Regions from separate parts of the Homo sapiens genome. Here region 1 is linked to region 2. Evidence: chromatin contacts called from ENCODE Hi-C data. All regions are on one chromosome and are shown on one strand. The core of a region is the stretch at or near the end of the contact, and the rest is flanking DNA. Distances in the headings are between cores, read along the strand shown.

The links. A loop is a pair of places that touch in the nucleus more often than their neighbours do. Pooled maps may share reads with other maps.
Region 1: a loop to region 2 is called in a pooled map, with 2.8 times the contacts of the local background. The contact joins two enhancer-like sites. A Hi-C loop is called at or near these places in 1 of 168 maps with a recorded cell type or tissue (PC-3), 1 of 37 single-sample maps with no recorded cell type and 5 of 50 pooled maps.

The regions. Positions count from the first base shown.
Region 1 is chrX:68,910,799-68,917,321 of GRCh38, reverse strand. No RefSeq gene overlaps it. Among named protein-coding and RNA genes, the nearest start is that of EFNB1, 85 kb to the right of the region's middle. RefSeq lists enhancers at 3,909-4,573, 4,574-5,238. Within about 2 kb of position 4,723, at least 2 of the 41 ENCODE cell types and tissues checked have a DNase peak (open chromatin) inside an H3K27ac peak, as active enhancers do.
Region 2 is chrX:69,023,326-69,029,842 of GRCh38, reverse strand. No RefSeq gene overlaps it. Among named protein-coding and RNA genes, the nearest start is that of PJA1, 140 kb to the left of the region's middle. RefSeq lists an enhancer at 1,314-1,503. Within about 2 kb of position 4,727, at least 11 of the 41 ENCODE cell types and tissues checked have a DNase peak (open chromatin) inside an H3K27ac peak, as active enhancers do.

The DNA of each region.
Region 1 (6,523 bases), core at 3,474-5,973, 110 kb after region 2:
AAAGGGTATCCTTTATAGAGCACAAATGCTGCTCACGTCCAGGGCACACATCTCAGCCTGAGGAGCAGGAGCAGCCTTCACATCCAAAACGTTCCCCATCTCTGCCCTCCTCTGTTGACCGCCACTGTCACTGCCTTCAACCAGGATACCACCATCCCTCCTGGGATTCCCGCTGCCCCAGCCTTCCCACCAGTGTCCCTGCCTCTCGTCTGCCCCTCTAAGCATCCCTCCTCGCCCCGCTGCCAGAGGATTGCTGTCACAGGCAAAGCAGATTATGTCCCTCCTAAGCTAAACCCCTCAATTACTTCCTCTTGCCTACGGGTTAAGGCCATGCTTCTTAAGGATGGCACTTAAGGACCTTCACATGTAGCTCTGCATCACAGGCTTGGGTGTGAATTGAGGCTCTGCCACTTACCAGCTGCATGACCTTGGGCAATCCGTTTACCTCCCCATGTCTCAATTTCCTTATCTGGAAAATGGGAACGCTTGTGGTAATAACACTATCTACCTCATTATGTTGTAGTGAGGAGTAAATGAGGTAATTCTGGTCAAAAAGCTTATGACAGTACCTACACACTAAGGCCCCAGTGACACAAGAGCAGTTGAGTCTAGGGCCCCAAAGGAGCCTCATCCTGAGCAGGCCAGAGCCCCAGCTCCACGCAAGTCAGAAACTGGAGCTGGAGTTGGGAGGGAGAGGGGGAGGGAAGGAGGGCACTGTGAGAGAGGCTGAACCTGGCCCTTGCTTCCGGGAGCTGAGAGGAAGATCTAGCCTTCACCAGGCAGCTCATGAAGGGAGTCCTGGAAGGGAAAAGGCTCCCGAGGCCCCTGCAGCCCCTGCACTGGGTCCTGGGGAGGGAAGGAAGCCGGAATGCTCCAGGGCTCCATGGGGGCTCCTGAGCCTCAGTTCTCTCGTCTGCAAAAAGAGGGTTTAAATTATTTCACAGAGTGGCTGTGACGATGAAGGGAATGATGCACAGAGACCCCCCAGTTCAATGCCTGGAACATCATAGGTGCTCAATAAACCCTTGGAGAAGGGAGAAAAAGGGAGGCTGCAGACATCCAGGCCAGAGCAAAGGGCCAAATGCTGCCAGCCTGCCTGTTTACCCCATGCTGGGGGGTTGACAAAGTGGGACACTTTCCAGGCACTACAGGAGTTCTACTGGCTTTCTGCTGAGCCAGGGCAGGACTGGGTCGGGGAAAAGGGGAGTTTGGCTGCCCCCCAGGCATTGGAAAGAGGGCAGCCATGCTCTTCACTCTCTGATCCTCAATCTCCTTATCTGTCAAGTGGCAACAGAACCACCAGGCCCACAGGTCTATTGTGAAACTGAAACAGGATAATGAACAGAAAAACACATCATACATATTGTGGGCAGTTACTGGTTTATCATCTACAGTATTAGAGCTGTGGTTCAGAGCACTGACTTTGGAGGAAAACTGATCTAGGTAAACTTCTGCTGGGTGCGGTGGCTTCAGCCTGTAATCCCAGCACTTAGGGAGGCAGAGGCAGGAGGATAGCTCAAGACCTTCCTGGGCAATATAGTAAGACCCTGTTCTCCACAAAAAGGGGGAAAAAAGACCAAAAAAAAAATCACTCCTGAGTCTCTCTTTCCTAAACAGGTAGACTTAGGCAAGTCACTTAATGTCCCTTAGTTTTAGTTTCTACATCTGTGAAATGGGGATTATAATTTCCCTACCTACTTCGCAGATTTAGGAAGAAATTCAATGAAAGCATTTCAATAAACTTCCCAGTCCATGTAAACATTTAATACGTAGCATTTTTAAAGATAGTACTATTCCTCAAGGAAAAAGCACCAGTCTTAAACTTCTGAACTCCTTCCCTCAACCCCACCATTTAGCCCAGGGTCTGCATACAACTGATACTCAATAAATCCTTGTAAGCTAAGAAATCCTATCTGGGCATGGTGGCGACCACCTGTAGTCCCAGCTACTCTGAAGGCTGAAGCAGTAGGATCGCTTGAGCAAGTTTGAGACCACGGTGAGTTATGATCACGCCAAGCTATGATATGCCACGACACACCAGCCTGGGCAACAGAGCAAGACAAATAAATAAATAAAAATAAATCCTTATGTCTCAGCAGCTTTATGGCATTATGGACTATTAAACCTGGAGGGACTGTTGGAGATCATTCATTCCAAGCACTTCATTATACAGATGGAAAAACTGAGGCTGAGAGAGCAGAAGGGACAGGCTCCAGATGAGACTCAGAAGTTCTGCAGCTAGACCTAAGACCAAGGCCTCTGGACTAGGCCTCTGGATCCTCTGCCCACCAAGGTAATTTCTGAATGGGAGAGATTTTCTCCAAGGTAGGGGGTCACTTGGTTATCACCTCCCCAGAACTCCACCACCAGCCCAGAGCCTACTCATTCTACTTCCTGGCCTTGCCCCAGGCCACACCTAGATGGCGGCCTATTCTTGACTCAGCCTACCCCCCCACTCGCAGCTCCTCAGCAGCCTAGGCCGGGTGGTCCGTAATTGCTTCCTATCCTCACAGGCTCTGTTTGTTTGCTCTGTGGCCGCTTCCTCACACCCCAGCACACCGGAGGCGCTGACCAGCAGTGTGGGACTCCTGGGGCCCAACCCCCAGCCTGCTCTCAGATGTTGAGCCAGCCCTCCCCAGACCCACCACCTGGAGCCCAGGAACCCAGCAAGGCCCTAGAGACACCCCCCAAGTCAGCACTTCCTCCAGCTTCCGCCTCCCACCCTCACCCCCCAGCAGCTGGTCCTGCCCCCAGCTGAGGGAGAAGCCAAAAGATCAACAGGTGGCAGTCCATAGTGAAGCCCTGGTAGGCCTTGGGCTAAAAGAGATGAAGCCCCCCTTCCCCTAGCCCACCCTCACTCCCATTCGCAGCCCAGTGGAACTTGGGCAGTAGGTCCAAATGACACTGCCTCATGTCAGGACTTTGAAACGGTTGGGGTTGGAATGTGTGTGGGGGAGGGGAGCGGGAGGGGGGATGGTTACTAAGTTTGTCCCTGAAGGTTTCAGGGACTAGTATAACAAAAAACAACAACAAAACCAATGCAGTGCAGTGAAACAACAGACCTTGGGTTCAAACTCACTGTGTGACATTAAAACAAGTTATTTACATTTTCTTGGCTTCCCTTTTCTCATCTGTAAAATAGGGCTAATACACCATAGCTGCCCCCCCTCCCCGCCCCACTATGGGTTATTGTGAGGTTGAAACCATCTGGTGCACACTGCCTGGTAGGTAGGGTGGGTAGGGAGGTCAGTAGGTAGGTAGGGTAACCAACTGTCCGGGTTTATCTGGGACTGAGGCTTTTCTCAGGATGCAGGACTTTCGGTGCTACAACTGGGACAGTCCTGAGCAAACTGGGATGAGTTGTTCACACTAGGAGTAGGTGTCAGAGGAATGTTTGTCCTGGAAGCAGTTTCCACTACCTACCATTGGCGACCCTCTCACATCTCCACACACCTCCATAGCCCCTGATGTTCCTCAGTCTGAAAGGCTCTTCCCACAAATCTGGCCCAGACTCTTCTTCAGGAAGCCTCCCGGACTTGCATCATTTGGCTCCTCCTTCTTCGTCCCCTTCCTCACACTTACATCCACAGTTTCCCCCACTATACCAGGCCTTCTGCCCCTCGGCCTCTCTGCCACTGGAGCCATCATCTGTCCTCTAAGCTCCCTGTACCTTCGTCTCACCTGATGCCCCCATCACACACCCACACATAAACCACCCCTTCTCCACTCTGTGTAGGCACACGGCCTCACTCACACCACCGCACATGTGCCGCACACCGTGCGCATCCCAGGCACGCCCAAGTTCTGTGTATCTGAACCTCAGGACAAGGATTTCGGTTTAAATAAAGAACCTTCCAACCGACAGTGGGATAAAGCCTCCAAATAGGGGGTAGGGGATAAGCTTTTCCTCAGGGGGTAAGGCTTGTAAGTATGGAATGATGGCAAAGGGCAGGGAGCTATCTGAGAGCAGAGAGACGGCTGCAATGATCTCTAACGGGTCCTTGCCTCCAATGCTTTGCTTCAAGGTCTTCTGGGTTGTTTCCCTTCCCAGAGACCCTGCCCTTGAGGTCTAGGCAGGCCAGGCCAGGAGAAACACAGGACTGAATTCCATTTAGTTGGTTCTGGGCTGCAGATACCAGAGGGAAGTGTGTGCTGCTGCTGCTGCTGCTGCTGCGGCTGCGGCTGCGGCTGCGGCGGCTGCGGCTGCGTGTGTGTGTGTGTGTGTGTGTGTGTGTGTGTGTGTGTGTGTCAGGGGAGATTGTTGGGGAGCGGGCGAGGCCAGGTGAGCAGCCCCTTGGGGCCTGTTCTTTTTTTCCAGCTGGGGAGACACCCCTGAGCTGACTGAGAGGGTCAGAAGGCAGGGACACAGGCATGGAGAAGACACTGCCCTCTCCCTGAGGCCCCTGCCCGCAGGCTCACACTGCCCCTCCTCAGCCCCTGAGGAAAGCGCCGTCAGCAGAATTCCTCACGTCCTGCTGCTGGGGCCATGTTTATCCAGCACAGCAAACCTCCGCAGAAGTGCCTTGGGGCAGCCTCAGAAACCCAGACTCAGAGCAGGCCAGAGAGCCCGAGTGAGGGAGACCCAAGGGACACAGAAAGCCGAGAGACTGGCGAGGAGACACAGAGAGTGGAGCTCGGAGATGGAGAGTGACAGAGCCTACGAGGGCACCCCTCTGGAGCAGCAAGACAGCAAGACGGAGACAGAGGGGAGGAGGCCGGCCTGGGAGGCTGAGATGGGAAACTAGACCACGGAGAAGAACGGGGCTGCACTTGAGATGATGACAAAACCAAGACAGAATGCCGCAGAAACAGAGCCGGGCCGAGAGAGGAAAGGAGTGGAAGGGAGAGAGAAATAAAGGGGTGGGGGGGCAGGAGGAGCGGTAGGGAGACCCAAGCAGGGATGGGGCCGGCAGAGGGCCGGGCTGGGGAGGAGGCCCGAGGCAGCAGGAGGAGCCGAGGGGCGGCTGCGGTGCCCGCTCCGTGCGCACACACAAGGCCCGCCCAGCCCGAGCCCGGTCTAGCCCGGCCTGGCCTGGGCTGTTTGCAGAAGGAAGCCAGCTCTGTGGTCAGGGCGCCCCAGGCCCGGCGGCAGCCGCCCCCTGCACTTAATGAGATTCTTGTTCCGAGCTGCGGGAGATGGGGCCGGGCTGCAGAGGCCCCGCAGCGCCTCTGCTCTCACCCGAAGGGGGCCTGGGCCAGGGCTGGGGCCCGGGCGGCTGAAGGGGCTACACAGGAAGGTGGCTGGACAAAGGCTGGCCACAGAGGCTGTCAGGCCTTGGGAACGCAGGGGGCTGGTTCTGACAGAGGAGCCTTGTGGCCCCGTGGCAGAGGTCTGGGGAGGAGGAGGATGGGGAAAGGGTCTGGGGTTGGCCAGCAGGCAGGAGGCCTGGGTTCAAATATTGGCTCTGTCCCCGACCTGGGCTGAGTGACCTTGGGCAAGTGCCCGCCTTTCTCTCTGGGCCTCAGTTTCCCCATTTGCCACATGAAGGGCAAACTCAGGCAGGTGGGGATCATGAAGAAGCAAAGAGCATGTGCCCTGGCTCAGGAGACAGCTGTCGCTCAGCTCCAGCTGTCGGTTGCCCTGCGAGAATGTGAGCTTGGTATTACTAGAAATTCAGATTTTTTTAGAAGTTATAAATCTGAATTTTTACATCAAACTCTGAATTTTAAGTGATGGCAGCTCATTTCTTATTAATGTAGGCACTGTGTGAGCCAAAGAAAACACTTTGAGGGTCTTAAGTGGCCCATAAGGTGCCTGTTTATGGCAGTCTCTAAGGCACACATCAGCTCTGACAATCACCACGTCTATATAACTCCACCACCATCCTGAGTTGGAATTCAACCCTCACCCAAATTTCATGCCCCTGAAGAATGGACAGAATGTACCCCCAGAAGGAGGCTGCTGTGCACTAGAATTGGGTGAGTGGGAACACATGGTCCAGGACCCAGGGTTTCTTGATGGCCTGTTGACTGACCAGTGATCCTGCTCCCACCCTGTCTTGCTTACAAAGCTCCCATCTAGCAGTGCCTCAGTCCTTCAAGGCCTTCCTTGGGAAATATATTCTGCCTGGGCCTTGACAAAGAGCCAGGCAGATACTATGCAAAGCCACAGCTGGTCTGTCACTTGTCCTTTAGCCCTGGCTGGAGAGAGGCAGTACCCCAGAGCCAAATCCACCAGTAGCCCTGTCCTTACTCTGGCAACTGTAACTCCAGGACCACCACCCTGGCATGGCAGGGAGGTGGGGAGGGGAGAAGAGGGGAAGAAGGAGGTGGAGCATCCTGGTATGTGCTGAGAATGGGCCTTCCCCAGACCTCTGCGTCTCCAACCCTCCCACCTCACAGCCCACGAAGCCCAGGCAAGCATGACAAGGGTTAATTGGATACCCCCAGCTGGAATCATAGAATCATAGGGCTGGAACGGACCTTAGAGGTCATCTGTCAGGGGGAGAGGAGAGATTTTAATTACCTAATTCAGTTGGGTTGGCAGGACCCCCAGCCCCCAGCCCCAGCCCAGGTTGTTTAC
Region 2 (6,517 bases), core at 3,478-5,977:
GCACTACGCAGGCCTCCCAGAACTGTGCAGGTACAAGCCGAGGGCTGGAGCTGAGGGCTAGACTTGATGTGTAAACTCTCAGCCAAGGCAAGTCAAAGGCGCAGGAATCAGTGAGCGGAATTCCATGAAGATGCAGATTCATGTTATCACCAGACCACAACTCTGATTATTGAGCAGTGACTGTTTGCCATGCTCCTAAGATAGGAGGTCAATGGATAATACCTACTCTACATGTGGGAACTGGGGCACAGAATGCCCAAATAACATGTCCAAAGTTACAGACAGTCACTGGGAGAGCCAGAAGCTGAGTCCAGGGCTCTTTTTACTCAGGCCCCTTTAGGCAATGAGTTCGGCAATTGATTTCCTTGGGTAGAGTTGGTGCAAGTTCTCCTCACTCTTGGCTTGAGTAGAGGAGTTTTCTTTGCCGGCCAGAGCCCCTGAAAGGATGTTATTTAAAGTACAGTAAAAAGTTGTTTGTATAGAAGCCCAGATGCAATAAAGCTAGAAAGAATGGGTTTAGATAGCAGCAGGAAGGACTTATGATAGACTCCAGGAAGAACCTCAAAGTACTTTATTGTATCTTTAGATACAATAGATAACCAGGAAGGCCAGGGTGCCTGTCTCTGCTATTTTCAGCAGTTGTCCTTTCCCACACCTTTTCCTTTCCCTTTCCCAACATCTCATTGCCCCATAGTCCCTCATTGTATGTGTTCATCAGAGGTGGTCTTGCCCACTACTAGCACACTCTGAGATCCTAGGACACTTGTGGCAATAGAACAGCTAGGATCCAGCTCAAGTCAGGAGTGGCCTGAAATTTTGTCACCCACACCCCTCACCAATCTCTGCCTGTGGGGCTCTCCATTTGACCCAGTGGCCTTCCCCACCAGCCAGAGTGTTGATCAGGGCAGCATCACAGAGAGTTAGGGGTGAAGACAGCAGAGTGGTGCAATGGAACAAGAATGGACTTGTGTTACACAGACTGCATCCCTGCTGTGCTACTACAGCTAGTTTGACCCTGAGCAGATGCATTCGCCTTCCTGGCCCTCACTTTATGACTGTAAAATGGAGGATGATAGTAACTATCCCATTGGGTTGCTGTGAGGTTGCAAATGAGATTGTATATTTAGTTCATAAATGTGGCCAGAGCGCCTATGTTCTGCCAAGCCCAGTGCTAGGTAACTGGGGGAAGGGGGGCCACAGAAATGAACAGGAGGGCCAGTCCCTGTTCTCAAAGAGCTTTCAGTTATACTCACTTCCTCTTTCCCCTTCTGTGGGCAGATACTGAAAGCAACCTCTTCCCAGGCCAAGAATCTGGGTTTCCAGAAGCTCTTCCTCTCTCTTAGGGCAAGAAGGATGGGAAAGGGTCTTCCATCCTGCACTTGACCCTTTGCTGGACTCTTCTTTATTTACACATCAACAGATGATTGACAGGCCCCAAACCCAGTGCCTGAGTACTAGTCCTCCTTATTCATACCCACTGTTTCAGATTAACCCAACATCTCTTGTCCTCATGCCTAGAAAGCTCTCTATGGACACAGATAACGCCTCTTTATAGATGAGGAGACAGAGGCTCAGTCTTGTGAGGGAGGTGGCTCAAGGTCCCAAGACAGGTACGTGATGGAGGAAGGGTTAAAATCCAGATCCCGATGGACTGCAAAGGCCTTTCTCCTTCCTCTACACCACATGGTTGGGAGAGAGCTGGGACGTTGGGATTGTTCCTGAGGCTCTAGGCAACAACGGGGACAGCCAAGTCCAGGCCAGTCCAGGTGCTCACCCCAGGTGTTTCCTCACAAGCTTTTCCTCAGACGTCTTGTCTCTTCCCTTTGCGGAGTAAGGCTCAGAGGAAATGCCTCACCACTCTCCAGGCATGTGCTGGAGGCTGAGGACTGCTGTCTCATAGGGGTAGGAGGAGGGCTGGTAATCTCAGCACAGAGGAAAGCCCCTCCTAGAGCCAGTCTGGCCCTCTCGGCACCCTCTCAGACATTCTCTGGAGCTCTTGCCAAACCTCCCCTGGGTTTTTCCAGAGGTCCAGGGAAATTCCAGGAGTCAAGGACGTCAATGTTTCTGACATACACAGTCACAGCATCCCACAAATGTACCTGGCTGATCACACTCAGCTACAGTCTCTCTTTTGAATATGGGTGTGTAAGCAGGCCTGTGCATGTACACACACATACACACATGCTATAAATGATGAGTCAATTCCACAAGCCTCCTGCAGAAGCCCATATCTTCTCATCCTGTTTACATTTCAGCGAGTCCCACCTCACGTTGCCCTGAGTGTGTGTACAGGTCACAGCAATGCTGAGAGCAGCGTGGGCCAAGCGCAAGACTGGAGCTTCCACCCCTCCTCCACTGGTTTCATGCTCATTTTCTTTCCTTTTCCTGTTCCTCCTCCCAGACAGAGTTGCCTCCCTCTTCCAAAAGGCCACCCATGCTTAGCCACCCCTCACCTCGACACACACATATCATCGTCCCAGGTCTCACTGTCACAAAGAATAAAGCTGAGAGCTGAGTCTGCTGGGGTGTGGGTGGCGTCAGGCCCAGAGAGGTCACATGCAGCTGCCCCAGCTGGCAGGAACGTTCTAGAGAAATGGGTGGAAGGAAGCATTTTAGGAGCAGCAGGCCAGGCCAGAGAGCCCTGTTGGGTACTACGGGCCCAGGCAAGAGGTCTACTTCAAGAAGATTCCATTAGGGAAGTAAGACAAGAGGCAGTGCAACATAGCGACTGAAAGCAGACTGGAGCCAGACTGCTATGTGACATGTGATAGTTACTTAATCTGTCTGTGCCTCATTTTCCCCATCTGTAAAACTGAGATAATAATAGCAACCTACCTCACAGGGTGGTTTTGAGGTCAAGTAAATGAATACATGCAAAATGCTTACACAGGGCCTGGCACAGAAAAGCACTACATAGAAGTGGGGTTATCTTTTTTTTTTTTTTTTTTAATGAGATGGCGTTTCACTGTGTTGCCCAGGCTAGAGTGAAGTGGTGCAAACACAGCTCACTGCAGCCTCCACCTTCTTAGCTCAAGCTATCTTCCCACATAGCTGGGACCACAGGCATATGCCACCACATCTGGCTAATTTTTTTATTTTTTTGTAGAGACAGTGTCTTGCTATGTTGCTTAGGCTGGTCTTGAACTCCTGGGCTTAAATGGTTCACCTGCCTTGGCCTCCCAAAGCTCTGGGAATACAGGTGTGAGCCACTGAACCCGACTGGCTATCATTTTAAGGATCAAAATTATCAGTATTTCTCCATGACCCCCAGTCACTTACACAAACACACACACACACACACACACACACACACACACACACACAAAACCACTCGTATTCTCCTTCCTCTGCAGGTGTCAAATCAGCCTACAGATCTCCAAGCCAGTGCAGGCAGAGGCCGTATGACACAAGCAACCTCAGTCACCACTCATCCTCCATCTACTGGCCAGTCCCCCTCCAATAAATAAATTTCTGATTCTGACCCCCAGCCCAGGCCAAGGCTCACATTGGCTCATGAGAACTGCATGTGCATATCTCTTTACAAAGCTGTATCCAGTGATGTCATATTCATAGCTTGAATTCAGCCACTGTGGGAGTATTTATACCATGGCAATTGGCAACACTACAAATCAGAGATTTTTTTCCCCTCCCCGTGAGCAAGCTGTTAAATATTTACCAGCACAACATTACTTGTACCAACCTTTCATTTCTCCGCATTCCACCCTGGGGCCCTTCTCTACATGACACTTGCTCTTCTTCCAGACGCTAAATCCAACTGTAGCTGACTCCCTGCAGCAGCATTGCCCCATCTGATTAATATCCTGTGACTACTTCCTCTTGGAACCTCAAGGCCCACTGTTGACTGTGCCCCTGCCCTTTGGCACCAAACTTTGTCCACCAGGGAGCCCCCTTCACCGCTAGTCAGACCTACTCCCCAGCCCCCATCCTAAGCAAGTATGGGAGTCTCATGCCAGGCCCCTGCCCCATCCTTTCCTCTGCCTGCACAGTGTTGCCCTAAATTGCCAGTAGGCTGGTATCCAAGTCCTGAGCAAGCCATGATGAGGCATCTGCTGTACCTCTGAAAAGCAGAGTATAAGATTTTGCACGTTGGATGGTTTGCTCCATGAAGGAGCAAGAGACCTGGAGGGGAAGCATGACCCAGGGTGGTGGTTATCTTTTCTTGTGGGCTGAGTGGGCCAGTTTATTTATTCATTAGAATAAAAGCTGCATGAAGGCAGGATTTGACATCTATTTGTTTTTTTTGCTGTGTTCCCAGTGCTTAGATCAGCACTGGGCCCTTACTAAGTATTCAATAAATATAAGTTGAATGAATAAATGAATTAATCTGCTTATTCAACAAATGTTTCCCCTAAGCTTTTATTTGTACCAGGACATTTTAGATCCTGGTGATACAGAAAAGAGCAACATATGGTCCCTGCCTTCAAGAAGCTTCTGGTCCCATGGGCCACAGATGTGGCCGTTAGCGAAACCCGGGAGTCCCTCCAGGACGGCTTGTGAGCACTGGTGCAGATGGGAGCAGGGGCAGGGGCTCCCAGCTTCCAGACCAAGATGGGGTGCTGTGTGGGCCAGAGAAATCACAGTGTTTGTCTGCACGTGCTCAGTGGATTGTGCTAGCTGCTGGCTGTTGGCTGAGGTGGCCGCCCAAGGTCTCTTGGCCAGAACACAGCTCCAACTCCTTCACTCTGGCCCCGCCCACCCAAAGGAGCAGAGCTGTTGGCCAAGAGAGAGGAGTCAGGCAGGGAATCCCAGCCCCTCCCTGCCCCTGACTGGGCCCGGAAGGGCCTGGCATGCTTCTAATATCAAGCAGCAAATTCAATCAGGCAGATGAGAATTCCTATTATTTTAATATATTTAGAAGAGAGTTTAAGGTGGATTTTGTTCCATGCTGTATATTTTTACAACATGAGGTCAGGCCACTTTGATAAATGCTGTAATGCAGGCAGGAGGGGCCTTGGGAAAGGGTGAGTGAGAGAAAGAGTTGAAAGAGGGAGAGGGAAAGAAAGAGAGACAGAGACAGACAAAGGCAGAGACACAGAGACAAAGTCATAGAGACAGAGAGGCAGAGGCAGAGAGAGAGAGGCAGACATAAAGACTGTATGTGCATCTCTGGATCCATTTTTGCACATATGTCTATGACTCCATGTGTGTTTCTGTGTCTGTTTGTTGTTCAAGTCGACAAATCCATTTGGGGATAAATAGGATGATTTTTCCACCTGCAGGAAGCAAGGCAGCCAAAGGCTGATTGGGGCTGCTCCGCTCTGCTGCTCTCAGAAGGCCTTGGGCTGGGACTCGCATTGCTCCCTAGGCCAGGCTCCAGGCTCTGCTTAGAAACTGAGATGCAGGCAGGCGGCCAGAAAGGCAGAGGCAGTCAATCCTTAGCAGGAGAGAGGCACTGGGCCCCCGGGTGCCCCCTGCCCTGCTGGCTCTGCCACGTGACTCCATTCTCACCTTCCCCGGAGGATCCCCATTCCGCTCTTAGAAGCCGGCATACATGGCTCCCAGCATCCAAAACAAATACCACTGGAGCACAGGGACTCACGGTGCCTTCTTTGAGACCAGAATGCATAAGCATGGCAGGAAAGGGTTGACTAACCAGGTTGAAAGAAAAATTTTCTAGTCTGGAGCCTGGGGGATGGATAAGATGACCTTTGGAGGTCTTTGTCATGACAGAAATATTTGACTGAAAGTTTTCTCCTAGTGTCAAGCTTGGGGAAGAGGATGGGATGGGCTTCTCAGTTTCTGGAGAACTTTCCTTGGCTCAGAGTCCTGAGAAAGGGTCCAAGTTGTTGAAGCTGGTGCCAAAAGCCCCTGGCCCAGTCCAGACCTGGCAGGTGACCTAGGCAGCTGCTGAATCCATCTGCCTGCTTTGGACAAATGGCACCCTTACCAGCATGGTGTGTGTCTGCCCACTTAGGGCCTGTACCGGTATCCAGGTGGTGGATGGGATCACATCCACTTTCATTAGCTCCTGCAGTGGGTACACCCAAGACACTTGGGAGGGAGTAAGCTTTGTAAACCTTTCCTCGAGGAAGGAGGAGGCAGAGGGACTCCCATCTGCTGTCTTGGCCTCACTACCAGGCCCCATGGAGCAGCCAGCTCACAAGAGGAACAGGTCTGCCTCAATCATCTCTTCAGCCTAGCTTGGTGGTGCCCTTTTTTTTCCTTTTTGGAGAAGGGCCAGAAAATGACCACATAAAGGACTAGAGGACAGGGAAAGTGAGAATGAGAGGAGGAGAAAGACAAAGGCCACATTATTATCTCTTCAAAAAATTGTAGATGGTTCTTCAAAGCAGGATGATTGGCTGGGCTTGTGGCTGCCTCTAACTATGAGCTAACCTTGAGATAGGGTTGGTGGCCTGGAAACAAAGTGTCAGAGTTGGAGGAGGCTTTGTCTCTGCTCCTGCTGTTCACTAGAAGATGGCAAGTTGTTCTGTGGCTTGTCCCATCCCTGTGCCCCCTCATCCACCATCATCCTCCAAATGAGGCCTAACCACTA